Linked DNA regions of Homo sapiens: region 2 is linked to region 1. A link is an interaction called in ENCODE POLR2A ChIA-PET data of the cell type or tissue named here. Cell type or tissue: OCI-LY7. All regions are shown on one strand. Each heading gives the region's core, and the rest is flanking DNA. Links, peaks and the distances in the headings are about the cores only. Region 1 overlaps NET1 (neuroepithelial cell transforming 1). Region 2 overlaps TASOR2 (transcription activation suppressor family member 2).

Region 1 (2,921 bases), core at 238-2,737:
CATAATTTGGCTTAAGAATGAATTAACAAGATGCTTTTCTTTTGAACAGCAGCTTTATCATTTTAATTATGATTTCTTTAGACTAAACCTAATTTAGTGTAAATACATTGTTCAAAAACATACCAAATGATATGAAAGGAAAACATTAAAGGCCAAGGAAAATCTACAGGAGTCAAATCGGGAACTTAATTTAATACACTAAGCTAATTCCTTAATGTATTAGTTTATTTTATTCCTTAAATGTTGTAATTATTTGGATATATAGAAAAATACATTGGATATATGGACAAAAATTCTTGAAAAGGTGGACTGCCACTTTTCGCTCTACATTTCATCCTTTAAGCCCTCCTTTTTAGGAGGTTATTCTGTGTATCCTCTGGAAAAATAACTTGCAATCTTAATGTTTTATGAAATCATTTTTTTCCCCACAAGGATTTAAAATAGCTATTACATTTTGAGTCTGACGCTTGTGAAAAAATGAGTATATGTCTTTCCAAGATTTGTGAAAGTTGGCACTGTCTCACATCCTTTGTGGGCACGGTTTGTTTTTTGGGTTCCTTTTTTCCATGGGTATTCAAAATAAATAGAATCTTGTTATTGAAGTGGGAAAAAATAGCATTACTGTAAAGCTGGTTACAGATACTGCTGGAAAGAATTTTATCATATGATTGGAAATATTTTTCCAGTTAACCTTTTAAAAATTCTTAAGAACCATTTTTCTTTCCAGCTTTTAGATGCCAAATGCATTCTGAGGTTAGTGTGGTCATTTCTAGGGAATAAAGAAATTAGTAGCTTTGGTTTTGTAATGCTCCCTAATACTTAAACCTGAAAGGAAGTATTTACTGAATATTTTAAGTGCCACAGTTAATGCCACTTTGTAATGTAGATTTGTATTAGATTTAAAATAACCTGAGACATCATAATTGTTTTTTCTTAAGCCAGTGCCCACTGATGGCTCCTGCTAACCATGTAGCATACAGTAGCACCTAATACACTAAGAGTATTAATTCCTAGAGCAGTATTTTTAAGTGTGATCTGTGGACTCATGACAGAGAGGTCCTGTCTTTCCATAATATTTTACCATTTGTTTATGATAGTAATCCTATGTATTTCTTGATACAAATTATAATTTATTTCAGATGACTTTTTTTGTTTAAATACTTTGTTCCAGGGTTTTCTCAAGAAAAAAATACCATTTTCTTTGTTGATGCTTGACTTTTCTGCAGTAGCAAGAAAAGATGGAATAATCAGCTTCTTAGATTGTTTTGCGCCACTAAAGAGGCCGTCAAAAATAGTTTGAGCTCCATGAGTAGTCTTCCTGTGTTTTGATCTTCTCCAAATAATTATTTAGGAAATGTTTGTTTTAAATATCTTAAGATCTTTGCATCTAATTTCTGTTAGTGGCATCATATTTTCCCCAGGTCAAGAACCTTGGTAATAACTGAACAGGTTTAGGGAGGAAAAGGGGAAAGTCTTTCCTGGCAATTTTGACATCGAACCGTCTCTCAAATCAGCTTCTCCTCTCTAATCTTGTTACTGCTGCCAGAGCCCCAGTCATCTTTTGTAAGCAATATTAGAGCTGCCTCCCAACTGAGCAGTCTTGCCTTCTTACAATCTATTGTTCACGTTACTTAAGATTCAATGGCTGCCACACATACTCAAGATCAAGGCCATTCTCTCTGAGTGCAGTAAGTGAGGCCTTTCATGATGCTTTAGCCCGTCCTTATTTCTTTACTCAAATGTGAGGAACTACTTGCAGTTTCCAGAATGTAACTCATTTCACTCCACCTTAATGCTTTGTTAATTGCTATTTTTCTTTCAGATTCAGTAATACTTTGTATTACTTAAGTATTAATTCATCTGTGAAGCTTTCCAGACCTCCTCTTTTACCTTATAGCCAGTTTCCTTTGTGTTCCTTGTCGGAAAAAAAACAAAAACAACAACAACAACAAAATTTCTCCTTCATATTTAGCTTAGAAAACTCCAGAAGCCCTTGATTTGGTTTAAGCTTGTACATTTTTGCAGGAAAGACACTCATCAGTGGTGTTTCTATAACTTGATGAACAACGACTATGAAGCTTAAGGATCACATGTATAAACAGACAATGACTTCACAGTCCAAGAAGCCAAATAACTACCATAACAATTGACCTAAAATGTCCAGGACTTCATTAATAACTGCCAGCTTCCTAATTTTTGTCACACTTCCAATTCATAACCAACCTGTGAAAGCCAGATATACCCCTAACCAATCACAGTAGGATGCCTCCACTTCTAGTTAGCCTGCCTACAGCTCCACAGGCCAACAGCCTCCATCAGGCCATACCTGAGCCTTCTCTTTTTTCCATTATGAAACTTCACACTCGTCTACCTGTCTTTTAGTCTCTGTCAAGATGCAAATGACGATAGATGACTCCCTTGTTGTAGCAAGCACTGAATAAATACCCTTTGCTTTTCTCTTTTGGTTGATCTTCATTTATTTCCACAAGGAAAAAAATAATGTGTTCATTCTACATTTGTTTACATCTGAAGTAATTAATAATAAATACACTTTATAAACTGCCTTTATCTCTTGTGCTAGCTATGTTTTTGTAATTTCTACATATTTTATAAACACAGAGGTTTATACTTTATAAACATATGGCGGCTTATATTTTAGAAAGGTGAAGACAGGTTTTGTCATAAGACTTTCTTGCTTTATGTGTTTACATTGAATGGAAAAGAAACACAGAAAAATCTTTTAATAGTAAAGAACAAAATTCTAATCACATTTTAATCTTGAGATCTTTGTCTCAAATGTAGTTATTCATAGCTTTGTATTTTGTTTGTTAAATTGCAGTTTTAAAAAATTAGGGATTTACATGAAATGCAGATAATGTGAAGTTAGGTTTTGTTAAGAGTATCCTTTTATTTTTGTTTTT
Region 2 (2,921 bases), core at 255-2,754, 260 kb after region 1:
GAAACTTTAGTTAGTTTGGAAACCTTTTGTGTGTTTCTACCCCAGGAGGAATGCGTTCCCTGCCCCCCGTTACCCTGGCCATTATTAATTTTGTGTTAATTATTCCCTTGCCTTTTTAAACAGTTTTATCACCTATATAGATATCCTTAACTAGCATTGTTTACTCTTACCTGTTTTTGAACTTTATTTAAATAAAGTCATTCTGTATTCTATGAGTTACTTTTGTTAAACATTGTTTCTGAGATTCACTCATGTTAAAGCACGTGCCTATAGTTTAGCAATTTAGAAACTTTATTCCCAGGACCCCTCTACACTTTTTAAGAACCATTGAGGGGGCCAGGTACGGTGGCCCACGCCTGTAATCCCAGCACTTTGGGAGGCCAAGGCAGGTGGATCACTTGAGGTCAGGAGTTAGGGACCAGCCTGGCCAACATGGTGAAACACCATCTCTACTAAAAATACAAAAATTAGCCAGGTGTGGTGGCAGGTGCAGGTAGTCCCAGCTACTCGGGAGGCCGAGACAAGAGAATCACTTGAACCTGGGAGACAGGTTGCAGTGAGCCAAGGTTGTGTCACTCTACGGCAGCCTGGGTGACAGAGTGAGACTCCGTCTCAAAAGACTGCTGAAGATCCCAAAGATCTTTTGTTTATTGGATTATATCAATTGATAATTACCGTATTAGATATTAAAACTGATAAATTTGAAATGTATGTTTATTTATTGGTACCTTTAAATATAATAACCCATTACATCTTAACATATTTTATCTCCCCAAAATTAGTGACAAGAATGGGATTTTTGTACATTTTTGCAAATACGCTGAAGGTCTCCTTTAATGACTAGAGTCTCATCTGCTTTTGTATTCATTGTGTTGCCATGTATTATTTTGGTTGAAGTGCATGAAGAAAATCCAGCGTCATTCAGCTGAGTAGTTAGAAAAGAGATGAATATTTTAATAATCTTTTCAGATGATTATGTTCTTTTTTGATACTCATCAAAACCTAACAGTTTTGTGTTTTTGTTTCTGTTTTGTTTTTTAGGACAGTGTCTTGCTCTGTCGCCCAGGCTAGAGTGCAGTGATGTGATCATAGCTCACTACAGCCTCCAACTCCTGGGTTCAAACAATCCTGCCTCAGCCTCCTGAGTAACTAGGGCTACAGGCACACACCACCAGGCCCAGCTAATTTTTAATTTTTTTTTTTTTTTTTTTTTTTTTGTAGAGACAGTATTGCTATGTTGCCCAAGCTAGTCTCGAACTGCTGGCCTCTAGCAGTCCCCCTGCCTCGCCTCTCAAAGCACTGGGACTATAACATCCAGCCCCTAACAATTTGTTAAACGTTAGCTGCAGTGTAGAATTGCAAATCATATGAATGAACTTCTCATGCTCTGACATTAACATTGGCCTACCATGCACTTTCAAGGGCTCTTTTACCTACACATGTGTCATTTGGAAAACATTGGTTCACTGAATTGTGCAGCTCTTTCACATGACACATTTCATTATATAATTTCAGAAAATTGGTTGGGTGCGTGGGCTCATGCGTGTGATGCTAGCACTTTGGGAAGTTGAGCTGGGAGGATTGCTTCAGCCAGGTTTGAGACCAGCCTGGGCAACATAGTGAGACCCCATCTTTACAAAAAAAAAAAAATTAGTGGAGCGTGGTAGCACACACCTGTGTTCCCAGCTACTTGGGAGGCTGAGGTGGGAGGATTGCTTGAGCCCAGAAGGTTGATATTGCAGTGAGCCATCATCATGCCACTGCACACCTTCCTGGGTGACAGAGCAAGACCCTGTCTCCTTTAAAAAGTACAGTTTTTGGAATGGCTTTTATTGAAGATCTATTGATGATGAACACTCAGTTTTTGTTCACCTGAAAATGTCTTTATTTTGCAGCCATTCTTGAATGATGTTTTTGCTGAATACAAAAGTTGGCAATTGTTTTCTTTTAACATGCTGAAGCTCTTATTCCTCTGTCTTTTGGCTTTCATTATTGCTATTGAAAAGTCACCTATCAGTCTATCAATTCATTTTGTTCTGACTGTTTTTTGTGGGTTCTTTTGTTGTTTGTTTTGATCTTTAGCTTTTTGCTGCTTTGCTGTTAACTTGTATGTATTGGCCGGGTGCGGTGGCTCACGCCTGTAATCCCAGCACTTTGGGTGGCCGAGGTGGGCGGATCAAGAGGTCAGGAGTTCAAGACCAGCCTGACCAATATGGTGAAACTCTGTCTCTACTAAAAATACAAAAATTATCCCGGCATGGGGGTGCGCGCCTGTAGTCCCAGCTACTCGGGAGGCTGAGGCAGAAGAATTGCTTGAACTCGGGAGGCAGAGGTTGCAGTGAGCAGAGATCACGCCACTGCACTCCAGCCTGGGCGACAGAGCAAGACTCCATCTCAAAAAAACAAAAAAACAAGCATGTATGTATCTTGCTTGGGATTGTCTTCTTAAATCTGTAAATTGGAGATGTTTTTAAATGTGTTTATTCATAATTTATTAAATGTGATTTCCATTCGTGTTATTTATCTTAATGTATAAATAATTTTTTAAATTATCTACATAGTAAATATTCTCTTCTGGTCTTTTACTCTTCTTTCACTTTGTTTCCCACAGCTTCCCCAACAGACATACATTGCCAAACTTGTGGATTTTTGATAATTTTTGATAAGTTAAAAGTAAAACAGGAAATCTCTGGAACTAGTCTTTTGGAAGAGGGGGTAGAGTTTTTGACTACTCTTTTCATTTTCTTCATCATTATTGGTTTATTTAAATGTTTCTTCCATTTAGACCAATGTTGGTAAATTATATTTTTATAGTTTTCAGATTTATTGATATAAATTATACATGGTGATTTATAATTTTAGAAATATCTTCCTTGTATTTGTGGTTGTATCGTCTTTGCTTTCAATATTTAATTTTTTCC

The links. ChIA-PET counts read pairs that join two places held together with the same protein. Peaks named below come from ENCODE experiments on the same cell type or tissue, not always from the same donor. Only the 100,000 strongest peaks of a DNase experiment are listed, where the experiment ranks them.
Region 2: POLR2A ChIA-PET joins it to region 1 with 5 read pairs; 2 of 35 experiments call an interaction of 5 or more read pairs at or near these places.

Annotation. Positions count from the first base shown.
Region 1 is chr10:5,423,334-5,426,254 of GRCh38, forward strand. The region is part of intron 1 of NET1 (neuroepithelial cell transforming 1); the gene reads left to right. Among named protein-coding and RNA genes, the nearest start is that of NET1, 12 kb to the left of the region's middle. In OCI-LY7, for the core only: no CTCF peak of the experiment used is centred there; no DNase peak of the experiment used is centred there.
Region 2 is chr10:5,687,204-5,690,124 of GRCh38, forward strand. The region is part of intron 1 of TASOR2 (transcription activation suppressor family member 2); the gene reads left to right. Among named protein-coding and RNA genes, the nearest start is that of TASOR2, 3.8 kb to the left of the region's middle. In OCI-LY7, for the core only: no CTCF peak of the experiment used is centred there; DNase peaks (open chromatin) are centred at 558 and 1,498; H3K4me3 peaks cover 2,213 bases; H3K27ac peaks cover 2,439 bases.